Regions from separate parts of the Homo sapiens genome. Here regions 1 and 2 are each linked to region 3. The links are chromatin loops, found by intact Hi-C in ENCODE. Cell type or tissue: B cell. All regions are shown on one strand.

What was found. Hi-C counts contacts between places; a loop is a spot of excess contacts. Peaks named below come from ENCODE experiments on the same cell type or tissue, not always from the same donor. Only the 100,000 strongest peaks of a DNase experiment are listed, where the experiment ranks them.
Region 1: a loop joins it to region 3, with 29 times the contacts of the local background. A loop is called at or near these places in 8 of 110 quality-filtered maps.
Region 2: a loop joins it to region 3, with 26 times the contacts of the local background. A loop is called at or near these places in 3 of 110 quality-filtered maps.

The regions. Positions count from the first base shown.
Region 1 is chr1:1,369,952-1,374,951 of GRCh38, reverse strand. It overlaps AURKAIP1 (aurora kinase A interacting protein 1), which reads left to right. Exons shown (of 4, transcript NM_017900.3): 2 at 162-247; 3 at 507-952; 4 at 1,050-1,216. The coding sequence starts at 196. The coding sequence ends at 1,151. Among named protein-coding and RNA genes, the nearest start is that of AURKAIP1, 2.8 kb to the left of the region's middle. RefSeq lists silencers at 1-4, 2,589-2,883, 3,142-3,191 and an enhancer at 2,247-3,014. In B cell, CTCF peaks have their summits at 2,504 and 2,711 (motif pointing right); DNase peaks (open chromatin) are centred at 741, 1,437, 2,731, 3,331 and 1 weaker place; H3K4me3 peaks cover 643 bases; H3K27ac peaks cover 1,185 bases.
Region 2 is chr1:1,135,126-1,140,125 of GRCh38, reverse strand. It overlaps LINC01342 (long intergenic non-protein coding RNA 1342), which reads right to left and starts at 3,109. Exons shown (of 3, transcript NR_038869.1): 1 at 3,016-3,109. All of the region lies in intron 1 of LOC124903820 (a long non-coding RNA gene), which reads right to left. RefSeq lists enhancers at 778-1,277, 1,278-1,779, silencers at 2,311-2,410, 2,481-2,560, 2,621-2,810, 2,911-3,160, 3,181-3,240 and a cis regulatory region at 4,192-5,000. In B cell, no CTCF peak of the experiment used is centred here; DNase peaks (open chromatin) are centred at 2,645, 3,105, 3,425, 4,505 and 2 weaker places; H3K4me3 peaks cover 1,698 bases; H3K27ac peaks cover 4,083 bases.
Region 3 is chr1:1,030,345-1,035,344 of GRCh38, reverse strand. It overlaps AGRN (agrin), which reads right to left. Exons shown (of 36, transcript NM_198576.4): 3 at 21-68. Among named protein-coding and RNA genes, the nearest start is that of AGRN, 13 kb to the right of the region's middle. RefSeq lists silencers at 1,223-1,372, 1,788-2,097, 2,017-2,137, 2,118-2,257, 2,318-2,497 and enhancers at 2,011-2,880, 4,621-5,000. In B cell, a CTCF peak has its summit at 2,243 (motif pointing left); DNase peaks (open chromatin) are centred at 614, 1,304 and 2,134; H3K4me3 peaks cover 1,881 bases; H3K27me3 peaks cover 2,325 bases.

The DNA.
Region 1 (5,000 bases), 340 kb before region 3:
CGGGGCGCGAGCTGTGTTGGAAGCAAAGTCCTCCTTGTGGGTTGGGGTGGCGGAGGGAGAAGGGAAGCGAGGGTCGCGGCGGGACCAGACGCCCCAGTCCCGGCCCGCCCGCGACTACTGAAGGCGCTGCCGCCTGACCTGAACGGGCACTTGTGTTCCAGCTCCCCTGGGACCTGTGGCCGCCGCCCACAGACCATGCTCCTGGGGCGCCTGACTTCCCAGCTGTTGAGGGCCGTTCCTTGGGCAGGTAGGAAGCCGCGCGGGGGCGGATGGGAGGATGCACACCTGGTTAGGAGTGCGGGTCTCAGCAGCTCCGCTGGGGCAGGGCCGGTGGCCACACACACACTCTTTCCCCTCTAAGCTTCCGATGCTCACAGAGGGAACCTCAGGGGTTCAGGCCAGGAATGAGGTGCGGGGGATCCTCGCTGGGACGAACCTGCTGCTCCTCAACCCGACGGGCCTGTGTGGTCTCGCGAGCGGTGACCGTGGCGTCTGGTTTTCTGCAGGCGGCCGCCCGCCTTGGCCCGTCTCTGGAGTGCTGGGCAGCCGGGTCTGCGGGCCCCTTTACAGCACATCGCCGGCCGGCCCAGGTAGGGCGGCCTCTCTCCCTCGCAAGGGGGCCCAGCTGGAGCTGGAGGAGATGCTGGTCCCCAGGAAGATGTCCGTCAGCCCCCTGGAGAGCTGGCTCACGGCCCGCTGCTTCCTGCCCAGACTGGATACCGGGACCGCAGGGACTGTGGCTCCACCGCAATCCTACCAGTGTCCGCCCAGCCAGATAGGGGAAGGGGCCGAGCAGGGGGATGAAGGCGTCGCGGATGCGCCTCAAATTCAGTGCAAAAACGTGCTGAAGATCCGCCGGCGGAAGATGAACCACCACAAGTACCGGAAGCTGGTGAAGAAGACGCGGTTCCTGCGGAGGAAGGTCCAGGAGGGACGCCTGAGACGCAAGCAGGTGAGTGGCCCCCTGCTTGGCCCTGGGAGGGCAAAGTGCTGAGAACACGTTTCTTTGCCACGAATTACTTGGCGGTCCCTCTCTCTGCGTCTTGCAGATCAAGTTCGAGAAAGACCTGAGGCGCATCTGGCTGAAGGCGGGGCTAAAGGAAGCCCCCGAAGGCTGGCAGACCCCCAAGATCTACCTGCGGGGCAAATGAGTCTGGCGCCGCCCTTCCCGCCCGTTGCTGCTGTGATCCGTAGTAATAAATTCTCAGAGGACTCAGCCTTTCCTGCGGGTCTGGAGCTCCATTTGCCGGGTGTGAGGTCTCTCAGGATTGAGGCTGCTGCCAGTCCCAGGTGTTGCAGAAGACCCGGGCAGCAGGGTGGCAGATTGGCCGTCCCTCTCTCTAGCTGGCTCTTGGCCGCCGTCCAGAGGGTGCTGGGCCTGTAGGAGCCCCAGCCTCGCTGTGAGCAAATGTGTGCTGTGTGCAGTTCAGGCTAGGTGCTGTGGGATCACTGTGAACAGATCCCACAGCCCCTCCCTGAGCACCACATTCCCTGGGGAGGCCGACCCGGATGGCAGAAGTACAGGGGGACAGGACTGGGGTTTAGGGAGCACCCGGAATGCACGGGGTGATTCAGGTGTATTTCATGAGTGGAGGGTCGGGGAGGGCCTCATTGGGAAGGCAGGAAAGGTTCTGGTACCACTGGCAGTGGTGGATGGTGCCCGCCAGGCTCCGTGGACGTGATCCTCCAGTGGCCCTCCAAGCTTTCCGGCTACAGGGCCAGGGTGTTGGCCTTCCCAGGCATGTCTGCCATCTCCTGGGGCCCTGAGTGGACGTGGGGACTAAGCAGGAAGAGTTGTCCCAGAAGGGGTTCGGGGCTGGGGGGTGGCTGAGGAAAGGGTCTCGTTTACAGGGCCGAAGAATCCCTGAGGCTTAGGTTGAGCCAGAGGCCCCTGGTGTCTCCACGTTCCTCTGGGTGAAGAGGAGGAACGCATTATTCCCCCCCCCTTTTTTTTTGAGGAAGAGTCTCATTCCATCACCCAGGCTGGAGTGCAGTGGTGCGATCTCAGCTCACTGCAGCCTCTCCCTCCCAGGTTCCAGTGACTCTCCTGCCTCAGCCTCCTGAATAGCTGGGATTACAGGTGCCCGCCACCAAGCCCGGCTAATTTTTGTATTTTTGTTAGAGACAGGGTTTCACCATGTTGGCCAGGATGGTCTCGATTTCCTGACCTCAAGTGATCTGCCCGCCTCAGCCTCCCAAAGTGCTGGGATTACAGGCGTGAGCCCCTGCGCCTGGCTGGAACATGGTATTCCTAAGAGCAGGGATGTGCAGGGGCCCTTGGACTTGGGTAGCAGGGCATGGGTGGGCACTGGGAAGCTGCTGCCCCCAACAGCTCAGCGACAGGAGAGGGGCCTTTGCGTCCGCCCCAGGCGGTTGAGTGGAGGCTCTGGAGCCGCAGCCTCTCCCCCACCGTGTGTGAAGGCTGAAGGCTGGGCTGCCTCTCACCAGAGACGTGGGGGCCTCTTGTCTTTTGTCACAGAAATGTGTCTGAGACTCAAGCTTGAGTTCCTTGCCCATCAGACCTTGGGGAGGACTTGAGCGCTATTCCCAGCAGTTTCTCTAGAACAGGACGAACTTGTGGGTCACACATTGTCCTGGGAGTTGGGCCCTGGACGTGCCAGCCAGCGAGGTCAGTAGGCCTTGGCTGTGGGTCCCTGAGTGCACGGAGGGGTCTGGAGGCTGTAGCGGGTGGAAGTGCGCTTCCCCAGACCACCACAGGGGGGCAGCAGCCGGGCTCCTGGGTCCAGGGCTGGGGACCAGGACAGGTGGCAGGAAGCGTCTTGTGGGGCCCCAGCTGGGGTCACAGGCATCATTCCTGGGTCTGTTTTCCCAGCTGTGAGTGGGGCAGGGCTCCCAGGGCCGAAACTCTCCCAGGTGAAGTGGAGCCCGCTCAGTGCCAAGCCTGGCCCTGCCCCAGCCTCCCGGTGCTCTTGGCCACCACTGGCACCCTCTGTAGTGCTGCTGCCCCCCCGCGTTTCCTTCCATCCCGGGCTCACCTCCCCCTTCCCTGTATGAGGGAGGAGATGTGGGAAGCTGAGTGGACCTGTCCAGAGTCCTAGCCTGCAGAGCTCAGCTGGGCAGCCCGTGGTGGGGAGCAGCCCTACCCAGCTCAGGCACAGCCCTGGGACCCCCCTTGGCCCCGGCCTCCTCCACCCCTGCGTGGGGGCCGGCTTGGGGTGCTCCTGGGAGGCAGGTCAACCATGGCTTTGAGCCGCATCTGGAGACATCTGTGGTTGTCAGTGGGAGGTGCTACTGGCATGGGTGGGTGGAGGCCAGGGATGCTGCCACACACCCTGCACCATGAGGACATCCCCACGACGAACCCATCAGCTCACGTCAGCAGCGGTGGGTACCCCTGCTCCAGACGTCACCATCCCGGCGAGGCGGTGCCTCAGCTGTCCACTCCAGCTCCCGCAACCCAGGCCCCTCCTGCAGACCCACATCCTGCCCAGCCTGCAGAGCTCACCCTGCCTTGGCTTGGAAGCCTTTGTTGCCCAACCACAACCTTGGGAAGCAATTTTGGGGTTTTATTTTTATCTCTGCGGTTGCTCCCAGGCCACAAGAGGCCGTCCCTCCCCTCTTCTCTGTGGGGCCTCCACCCTGCCCCTGCCTGTGAGACATGCACCCCCCTCTCTCTGTTGCCTCTCCCCTGTTCTGGCCCTGGGCATCACCTGGGTGAGGGGCCAGAGGTGGGGTGGGCTGGGCTGGGGGCCTGTGGAGCTGCCAGCGACCTGCCCCTCACCACAGCGTGTCCTGGTGGTGTTCAGAGCTCCAGTTCCAACCAGGACTTGGCTCTGCTGGGGATGGTCCTGGTCAGTGGGGATGGTGCCCCAACCTCACGCCCAGTGGTGGCATTCATCAGTGGCCTCCATAATGGGGCACGTTGGTGAACTCAGCCCCACGCCTCTTCCTCTGGCTGCTGCGTCCCTGGCAAGCTGGTGTCTTCTGCGCCTTCCGCGGGGGCCGAGCCTGGGGCCTGGGGCCTGACCAGCCGCAGAGCTATGGCTTCAGAGCTTTCATGGACCATGGGCAAGGCCCTCAGCTCCCACCCCCGGTGCCCACCCAGGGCCCTGCCTGCTTCAGATGTGTGTGTGTTGGGGGGCAGGGAGGCAGCACACGTGTGTGCCAAGCCCAGAACCTCCAGGGAGCCGAGCTGAGCACTCACTGAACACGCCGTCTGAGAAGCACGCAGGTTGGCGGTGGCAACAGAGACCCTCGGCGTGGAGTGGAGTCTGGGAGGAAAGCTGGCTTCCCTGGGCTGGACCCCCCGAGCCTCCCGGGAAGGGCACTGGGAGGGGGGAAAGAACATTCCTATTTCAGGCTGGAGGAGTCTGGGTCCTGTTTCTGAATGCCATGTTTCTCTCATTCTTAGGTTACTACTTTTTTTTTTTTTTTTTTGAGATGGAGTCTTTCTCTGTCGCCAGGCTGAAGTGCAGTGGTGCAATCTCGGCTCACTGCAGTCTCCACCTCCCAGGCTCAAGCGATTCTCCTGCCTCAGCCTCCTGAGCAGCTTGGACTACAAGTGTGTGCCACTGTGCCCAGCTAATGTTTGTATTTTTAGTAGAGATGGAGTTTCACCATGTTGGTTAGGCTGGTCTCGAACTCCTGACCTCGTGATCTGCCCGCCTCGGTCTCCCACAGTGCTGGGATTACAGGCGTGAGCCGCTGCGCCCGGCCCGATAAGTTCTTTAGAGGAGTTACTTCATTGCACCACTGATTAGAATTAGCCATTTCATACGCGCCGAGCCTAAGTACAGAGTTTAACTTGCCGGGAAGCCATGAGCCAGCCCTGAGTCTGTGTGATTCCTAAGCTTAATTGTAAAAGTAAATTATTTTTATAAAAGTTATGCTTGTGGGCCAGGCGCGGTGGCTGTCGCCTGTAATCCCAGAACTTTGGGAGGCGGAGGCGGGCGGATCACGAGGTCAGGACATCGAGACCATCCTGGCTAACATGGTGAAACCCCGTCTCTACTAAAAATACAAAAAATTAGCCAGGCATG
Region 2 (5,000 bases), 100 kb before region 3:
CCCAGGTCCCCCGGTTCGATGCTGACACCCCCACCTTCTGACCCCAGGAAGCTCCCCAGGACCCAGGTCCCCCGGTTCGATGCTGACACCCCCACCTTCTGAACCCAGGAAGCTCCCCAGGACCCAGGTCCCCCGGTTCGATGCTGACACCCCCACCTTCTGACCCCAGGAAGCTCCCCAGGACCCAGGTCCCCCGGTTCGATGCTGACACCCCCACCTTCTGACCTCAGGAAGCTCCCCAGGACCCAGGTCCCCCGGTTCGATGCTGACACCCCCACCTTCTGAACCCAGGAAGCTCCCCAGGACCCAGGTCCCCCGGTTCGACGTTGACACCCCTACCTTCTGACCCCAGGAAGCTCCCCAGGACCCAGGCCCCCCGGTTCGACGTTGACACCCCCACCTTCTGACCCCAGGAAGCTCCCCATGACCCAGGTCCCCCGGTTCGATGCTGACACCCCCACCTTCTGACCCCAGGAAGCTCCCCAGGACCCAGGTCCCCCGGTTCGATGCTGACACCCCCACCTTCTGACCCCAGGAAGCTCCCCAGGACCCAGGTCCCCCGGTTCGATGCTGACACCCCCACCTTCTGACCCCAGGAAGCTCCCCAGGACCCAGGTCCCCCGGTTCGATGCTGACACCCCCACCTTCTGACCCCAGGAAGCTCCCCAGGACCCAGGTCCCCCGGTTCGATGCTGACACCCCCACCTTCTGACCCCAGGAAGCTCCCCAGGACCCAGGTCCCCCGGTTCGATGCTGACACCCCCACCTTCTGACCTCAGGAAGCTCCCCAGGACCCAGGTCCCCCGGTTCGATGCTGACACCCCCACCTTCTGAACCCAGGAAGCTCCCCAGGACCCAGGTCCCCCGGTTCGACGTTGACACCCCCACCTTCTGACCCCAGGAAGCTCCCCAGGACCCAGGTCCCCCGGTTCGACATTGACACCCCTACCTTCTGACCCCAGGAAACTCCCCAGGACCCAGGTCCCCCGGTTCGACGTTGACACCCCCACCTTCTGACCCCAGGAAGCTCCCCAGGACCCAGGTCCCCCGGTTCGGAGTCCTGCTTCCCCCGGATGCAGCTCAGGATGCCTCTGTGGGTGGTCCTGGGGCAGGATTCCTTCCCGCCTTGTGAACGGGGTCCCGCCCAGTGTGGCCCCTGGGGTCCAGAACCCGCAGGCTGGGCCCTCCCATGACCTGGAGGCCGTCCCATTGCAGAGATAGGGCCCTAGAGTTCACCTGCAACACTGCAAGCCCCAGGCCCCCCAACCTGTCCCCAGACGGGCAGGTCCGTCTTCAGAGAGCTTCTCCCTAAGTTCTCACACCGCAGAATCCCCCCAGACCTCCCCCAAGCACAGCGTGTGGTGCCCCAGCCCTCTGCTGTGGTGACCATTGCCTGAGGCACCGACAGTTGTGTCTGAGTGGGCCAGGCCCTATGGGTCACTCCAGCCACCTTCGCTGCCAGGTGGGACCAACTGTGGCCATCCCACCGCCCAGAGGATGTTCCTGCCCCTTCTCCTTTCCTTGGCCTTTTGTCACTTTTTTTTTTTTTTTTTTTTGAGATGAAGTCTCACTCTGTCGCCCAGGCTGGAGTGCAGTGGTGTGATCTCAGCTCACTGCAACCTCTGCCTCCCAGATTCAAGCAATTCTCCTGCCTCAGCCTCCCGAGTAGCTGGGATTACAGGCATGTGCCACCACACCCGGCTAATTTTTGTATTTTTAGTAGAGATGGGGTTTCACCATGTTGGCCAGGCTGGTTTTGAACTCCTGACCTCAGGTGATCCACCTGCCTCGGCCTCCCAAAGTGCTGGGATGACAGACGTGAGCCACCGCACCCAGCCAGCATTTTGTCTTTTCTAAAATGAATCCCCAGGCCGGGCACAGTGGCTTGAACCTGGGAGGCGGAGGTTGCGGTGAGCGGAGATCTCGCCCTGAGACCCCCCGCCCGCCCCCTGCTCATTCCCACCGGGCAGGAACTCGTGGGCACGACCTCCTCTCGCACAGCCCTGTCCTGAAGGCCTCCATGGGCTCCTGGGATGGGAAGACACCCCTGAGGCGTGAACTCCCTCCAGGCCACACAGGACGTGAGCCTGAACCCAGAGGCTGGGCCACACCTGAGCATGTGCCTGGTGGGAGAGGAGGGGTGCGAATCCCTTAGGGAACCCCTTCCTCTGAGAGTCCTCACTCCTGCTGGCAGGCTCAGGGGTCCCCACTGCAATGGCCAAGACCCCCTGCAGGGCCCACCCCACTCACTGCTGGGGGAACCAGACCTCCTGGACAGAGGACCCCGGGCCCCGCCCCAGGACCCAGCCAAGGGCTGGGCTGGGAGGGAGAGGGGGAGGGAGGCGGGGAGGGTACACGCCCAGTCGCAAGCCCTCCAGGCTTTAAAGCTGTCCAATGGCAGCAGGCTGCTGTGAATGGGGTCCGACACAAATTTGTAAACCTTCTTAAAACATAAAACATAATGGGATTTTTTTGGCAATTTTTTTTTCGCTCATCAGCTATCGTTAGTGTATTTTATGTGTGGCCCAAGACAATTCTTCCAATGTGGCCCAGGGAAGCCAAAAGATCGGCCACCCCTGCTTTAAAGCACCTGCCCTGTTCCCGGAAACCCCCAGCCGGGACTGACGGGTGACTTCAGTCCAGAGGGTGCACAGCCTGCGGGTTCCGGGGAGGGGCCGCGTGGGGGGTTCTCGACCGCAGCCCTCCCACCCCAGGGCCACAGAGAGCCTGCGGGGGGCGGGGCTGAGTGTCCCGGGCCCCCAAAACCCGGCCCAGCGGGGGCAGGGTCCCCGCATCCTCGCATCCTCGGGGTCCGGCCCCTCGTCGCGTGTCCCGGGCTCTGGGCCCCGCCCGCCCCCCTGGCGCCCCCACCCCACGCCGGCCTCGACCCCCGCCACGGTTCCTCCGGTCTTTCCCTGAGTGTGCGCAGGAGGACGGGAGCTCCCAACGCACCGCAGAGGGGGCAGGGGGACCCCCAGGACCCGCCCTCCCGGCACCGCCTTTGTCCCCGCGCACCTGGCGGGGCTCGGGTTTCCCGGGCGGCGCTCGCTCCGGCCGCGCCCTCCCCGCCCTGGGCTCCCCCAGCTCTCGGTGGGCGCCGCGTCGTTAGCTGGAAACCAAAGAAGGGGCGCGACCGAGCCAGGCAGGTGGCCCAGAGGCCCAGGTGCAGCCCCTGCCCCGCCCAGGGCCCGACCATCCCAGCCCAGCCAGCGGGGGTGTGGGGTCCCCACCATCCCACAAAGGCACGTGGGGCCAGGTCCTCAAACTGACCACCCGGCCGCCCCTCCTGCTGCCTCCCCCCAGGCCCCGCCAGTGCCAGGGAAAGGGTTAAGTCCACCTGGCGACCGCACCTTTGTTTGCCCGAGAGCTGCACCTGCGCCCCAATTAACGTGGGCAAATGAAGTGAGACCGGGTCCAACAGGAAAGGAACCGCCCTCCTGTGTGCCAGGCGGCCCGCAGGGACCCAGGGCAGGGCCGGCTCGACACGCCCTGCAGCTCCCACCTGACCCCCTCCTGCCTCCCATCAGAGAAGCTGAAGCTCCCTGTGCTGGATCCTACTTTCTCAGAAGGTTTTAGGCTGGCCACTCAGCACCCCACACAAACACAGCATCTGGCCTAGCTCCTCTGCCCTGCCCAGCACCCACAGGGCCTCCACCTCCACGCCCACCGTCCCCAGTCCCCACCCTCACCCCCATCACCGTGTTTCTCAAAGCCCTGTCCCTTCCCCTTCCCTCGACCACACCATAGGCCAAGGGTTGCAGTAGCCCCCAGCCCAGCCCCCAGGCACCCAGAGGGCTGTGAACAGTGGGCCCCAGGCACACAGGGGGCTGTGAACAGCAGCAGGCTCCTTTTGGCCTTGGCCCTCTCAGCATGCAGCCCCCTGTCTCTTCAGTGGAGTGAGAGGGGCCGGCCTCTTAGCCAGGACTGGTTTGTGCCACCAGGGACCACACCAATTCCAGACCTGGGTTTTGGCCCCTGGACAGAGTACAAAATGCAAAAGCAGAATTTCCAGAAGCCGGACCCTGTGAGCTGCAGAAGCCGGGCCCTGTGAGCTGCAGACAGAATGAGGCGTGTCGGGATGGGAGACACCCGTGCTTCCAGCATTGCAAGGAGAATGTGGAACGCTCCGGAACCCCTCACCCTCAGCCTTGCCCACGGGAGCTGGGGCAGTGGCCCCTGCCCACCTGCACTCACCAGCTGTCCTGGCAGCGTGAGACCAGCCTGGTTGAGGTCTTTATGTCAGAGACCTTTGAACCAGAGCAACTCCATCTTGCACAGGGCCTGGGTAAAATGAGGCTGAGCCCGGCTGGGCCACGTTCCCATGAGGTCAGGCATCCTTAGTTACAGGATGAGATAGGAGGTTGGCACAAGACTGGTCACAAAGACCCCGCTGATAAAACAAGATGCTGTGAAGAAGCCGGCCCCAAATCACCAAAACCAAGACAGCCAGTCCTCACTGCTCATTATGCGCTGATTATAATACATTAGCATGAGAGACACGCCCACCAGCACCAGGACAGTTTAGTTGCCACGGCAACGCCAGGACGTTACCCTAGATGGTCTAAAAGAGGGAGGAACCCTCACTTCTGGGAATTGCCTGCCCCTTTCCCAGAAAAGTCCGGAATAATCCACACCATGTTTAGTACATATCAAGAAACAACAATAAGTATTCTCAGTGGAGTAGCCCAGGCCGCTGCTCAGCCTATGGGGCAGCCCTTCTCTTATTCCTTTACTTTCCTATTAAACTTGCTTTCAGTTTATCAGTGGACTCCCCCAAACTGTTTCTTGCTCGAGGTCCAAGAGCCCTCTTTGGGATCCCTTTCCGGTGACATTTACGCCCAGGGAATTTGTGCCCAAATGCACAGATCAGGCCCCTACCCTGAGGGCCCCCACTGCCTGCGACCATCCCATTCCAGACTCTCCCAGGCCCCTCCCTGGGGAGGGAGGTGGCAAGACCCTGTATCCAGGCCCCCGTGGTGGAGTGGGGTCTCCCGAAGGCC
Region 3 (5,000 bases):
CCGAACTCAGCCCTACTCACCATCAGGAGGCGTCGGAGGCACTGGAGTGAAGTGGGTCCCGGGTTTATCTGGAAGAAAACAAATCCCCAAGTTAGGCTCCTCTGAGCAGGCTCCTCCCTGTCCCATCCCTTTGCCCAGCCTGGAAAGGGGCACCCCTGCCCACCCCCCCCCCCCCACCGCTAGCCCCAGGGATCCAGGCTGCTGAAGGGTCCAGCCCTGACCCCATGGGCTGGCTGAGGTCTGAGACAGAGGCCCCTGCTTTTCTCTGCCCCTCCAGCCAAATAGTCATGGCCTGACCCCTGTCAGATGGGGCCCCAGCCACAGGGGTGCAGGCAGGACCCCCTTCCCTGGAAGAGTCCACCGCAGGTCCTGCCCTACCCCCAACTGCCGGCTCTCAGTGTAGCCGGCTGCCCCTCCCTCCCCAGCTCCCGCAGAAAGTGTTTCTGCAGCTTTGGGTGAGGGCCAGGCCCACTGAGAGCCCAAGGACGGCCTCCAGGGACCGAGGGGTCCGCAGAGTGACCCATCCCATCCCCGGGAAGCTGCCGGGAGCCCCGCGGACCCGCCGCGGCCTCCAGCCTCTATGTGCAGGGGCCTCGGGGTTGGGGCTTGGCCAGTGCGACGCCCCGCCCGCGGCCACCTACAGTTGTTGAGGAACAGCAGCACCGCGAAGCCGAGCGTGGCGGTGGCCAGCAGGATCAGGCAGGCGTTGCAGGGCACCATGAAGCCTCGCACCAGCAGGGAGGCGCCAGGCGGCTGCCGGGTGTCCCGCGCCAGCGGCAGCGGAGGCATGGCCCGGGGCTCCGGCTCTGCGCCCCACTCTCAGAGCGTGGGGGCTCCTCACGGGGTGCCCTTGGGCCTCTTCAGGGCTGCTCGCCCCATCCTGGGACCCCTGGGGCGGCGGACAGCAGCTGTGCCCTCAGAGTTCACCCAGTCACAGCCCTGGGGGTGCCAGGTCCCGGCTCCAGTCCTCCAGGCTCATCGTGGGAGGAGGGCAGAATTCTCCCGGAGTAGAAATCCCAAATGTGGGCTCCGAGGTAGGCGGAGGAGGGACTGGGAGCCCGCAGCCACCCCTGCTGCCCACAGCCTCCCCGGGCTGGCCGCCAGCGCTCGGTCTTCCCGGAGCCCCCGGAGCCGCGCAGGCCGGAGAGGCGGTGCGCGCGGCAGGTGCGCGGGGGCCGGGCGCCGAGGGTCTGCTGTCCCCGTCCCCGGCAGAGGCGGAAGCGGCGATAGGAGCGGGCAGGCAGGAGGGGCGGCCGCGTCGGGAGCGAGAAGAAAGCGCCGCCTGCGGAGGCCGCGCCGGGTCCCGGGCTCCCTCCAGCTCCCCTCGTCCCCGCGGGGCTGGGGAGGTGAGTGAGGGGCGAAGACGCCGCGGAGGGAGGGCGGGAGCAGAGACAAAGGAAGCCGCCTCCAGGGACCCCGGCGTCCGCGGGGAGTTCCAGAGGATCGGGCGGATGCGGACGGGAGAGCGCCGCACAAAAGGGAACGCCGGGCAGGCGGGGCCGGGGGTGCTCGGCTGGGGCTGGGGCTGGGGCTGGGCCCGGGGCCGGGAGCGCTGGGGCTGGGGCTGGGCCGGGACTGGGGCTGGGGTGGCTGAGGCTGGGGCCGAGGGTGGGCCTGAAGGTGTTGGGACTGGGGGTGGGACTGGGGCTGGGCCTGGGGGCGCTGAGGCTGAAGCTGGGGCCGGGGGTGGGACTGGGGGCGCTGGGGCTGGGCCGGGGGTGGGACTGAGGCTGCGGGCGTTCAACTGGGATTGAGTCGAGGGCAGCGGTGGGGCTGGGCCGGGGGAGCAGGGGTCGCGCCGGGCAGCGTCGCGTGCTGGAGCGGAGGCGGGTGCGGCCGGGGCAGGTCGCGGGAGGAGGAAGCGCCTGGGGAGCAGGAGCTGGGCCGGGCGGGTCCGCGCCCCGCACCCGCGGGGGTGAATCGGAGTCGCCGCAGGGGGCTCGGGGGGCCGCGTGCGACCGCGTGTGCGCGTCGTCGTGCGTGTGCCCGCGAGTGTCTGCGCCCGCGGCCCCGCCCTGGCGGGGCGTAGGTGGGGGAGGGCCCCAGGTGCGGCGCGAGCTGGAGGGTGGAGTGAGGTGAGCGGCCCAGAAATCGCCTCGCCCACTTTCCCCTGGGGATTGACAGTGGCTCCTCCAGTCGCCGGCGCCCCCGACTCCCGCGCGGGGCGGGGTCATGCAAATGAGCCCCATGCAAATTGCGGCGGGGACTCCCTGCGGGTCCGTGGGGCTGGAACGCCCCCAAGAGGCCGTTCCGGGAACGTCCGGGCCCTGACGTCACTGCGGCCCGGGGCGGGGAATGGGGGTCTGGGCCCATCTGGGACTCCTGACGCGTAGTCCGGCGTCCCCACACCCGCCCCCGTAGGTCGCCCCTCTCCCTGGCCGCTGCCCAGCCGGGGGATCCGGGGGTAAGGGAGGGGCCCGTCCGGTCCGGTGTGTGCACCATCCCCTAGAGTCCATGCCAGGCCCGACCACCCTGGAGGCCAGAATCTCTCGGCGACCGCACCTCAGCGCCCCCGCACACCCCTGGCCACCCGCAGCCTTTGGAAGGGACCCCTGCGCACCCATTACCCTGCCCTCTCCTCTGTCCCTGCAATGACCGACCCCATTCCCCAAGCCCCAGCTCCAGGAAAGCAAGGACCCGGCGCCAGGGCGCTTCTGCTCCGCCAGTCCCCTCCAGCACCGCGGACCAAGCCATCTGCCACACTCGGTCTCACCCACTCTGCAGACGACAGCTGCCGGCAGCCACCAGTGCCACCGCGTGGTCACACCCAGGCCTCACCTCAGTCCACCCCAGAGGACCCACTGCCCACACCTGCTGCCTTCCTGGAGTCCCCCAGCCGGGTGTCTGGGCCCCTCAACCCCATGGCCTCCATCTGGACTCTCCCCAACGCCTCCTTCCTTCCAGGTGCCCTGTCTCACCTCCTGGTCAGGCTCCTCCAAGGGCCCCAGCCAAATCCCACCAACCCCACCTTAGCTGGGAAGGTCCTGTCTTGCCAGCTCCCTCTCTTGGGACTCCTTTCCACCCCACAGCCAGGGACCAGCACCATGCCCCATCACCCAGACAGGAGGCCTCCACATCTCTACGGCCCTGGAACCTGGTGTTCCAATGAAACCCTGCAGGAAAATCCAAACTCAGCCAAGGGTTCTCACCCACCCCAAGCCACGTCCCATCCAGAGCAGCTGTCAAAGGAAGCACTTGGAGACCCACCCCTGCTGGCCTCACTCTCTCCTCAGGGGAGCTCCTACCCCAACCACCCCACCCTGCTGGACCTTGGCACTGTCCACACCAGGCTGACAGTGTTCCGGCGGTGCTGACTGTGGGTGCCCCGGGCAGGGTCTGACTTTTTATCTCCCCAGCGCAGGGTGTGACCCAGGGATGAGAAAACCCAGAACAGGACTTGCTGTGTGCAGAGGCAGGTGGTTCACATGCATTCCCCATTTCTCACCTCCCAGCTCTGAGTCCCAGGGGCAGTGCCAGGGTCAAACCCAGGCCGTGCTACCAGGTCACGCGCCAGCCCGCCTGCTGCCACCACCTTCAGCCATGGGATCTCTGGGCGGGCTCTGCAGGAGGAGGACAGGTACCACAATGTGGGAGGGGTGGGGGAGCCCCAGGTACGGGCTGGCAGAGGGGGCCTCAAACACTGCCTGGGAAGTTTGCCCCCACACAGAGAGACCCTGGGATCTGCCAGCAAAGGGGGCCCAACAAGCTGAAAGTCACGTGGGGGGCCTGGCTGCCCCAGGCCGACACTGGAATGAGGCTTAGGGCCCCTTGGGCTGGGCCAGGGGAAGGGGAACCAGGCAGGCAGCCTGGCCCCACCCAGCCCCAGTCAGTGTCTGAGCCCCCCACAGAGGCCCAGATGCCTTCAGAAAGACAAAGGGCCATTGAGGCCCCAGGCCCAGCCAGGGAGGGAGCTCAGGCGACATGAGCTATTTTGGGATCTTCAGACAAAATCATTCAGCCCTGACCAGCCCACGCAGGCTCATGTGCAGGAAAGAGTACTAGCCCCCTGGTCCCTGATCTCACACTCACAGCACCATGCACCGCACACACATACACACACATGCTGATCTCACACTCAGCACCATGCACTGCACACACACAGACATGCTGATACACTCACAGCACCATGCACTGCACACACACATGCTGATCTCACACTCAGCACCATGCACTGCACACACACAATCTCACACAGCACCATGCACTGCACACACACACATCTCACACAGCACCATGCACCGCACACACACACACACAATCACACTCACAGCACCATGCACTGCACACACACACATGCTGATACACTCACAGCACCATGCACTGCACACACACATGCTGATCTCACACTCAGCACCATGCACTGCACACACACACACATGCTGATCTCACACAGCACCATGCACTGCACACACACACACGCTGATCTCACAGCACCATGCACTGCACACACACACATGCTGATCTCACACAGCACCATGCACTGCACACACACACACGCTGATCTCACAGCACCATGCACTGCACACACACATGCTGATCTCACAGCACCATGCACTGCACACACACACACACACACATGCTGATCTCACAGCACCATGCGCTGCACACACACACACACACATGCTGATCTCACACAGCACCATGCACTGCACACACACACACTGATCTCACAGCACCATGCACTGCACACACACACATGCTGATCTCACACTCAGCACCATGCACTGCACACACACACACGCTGATCTCACAGCACCATGCACTGCACACACACATGCTGATCTCTCAGCACCATGCGCTGCACACACACACGCTGATCTCACACAGCACCATGCGCTGCACACACACGCTGATCTCACAGCACCATGCACTGCACACACACACATGCTGATCTCACACAGCACCATGCACTGCACACACACACACGCTGATCTCACAGCACCATGCACTGCACACACACACACACATGCTGATCTCACACAGCACCATGCGCTGCACAC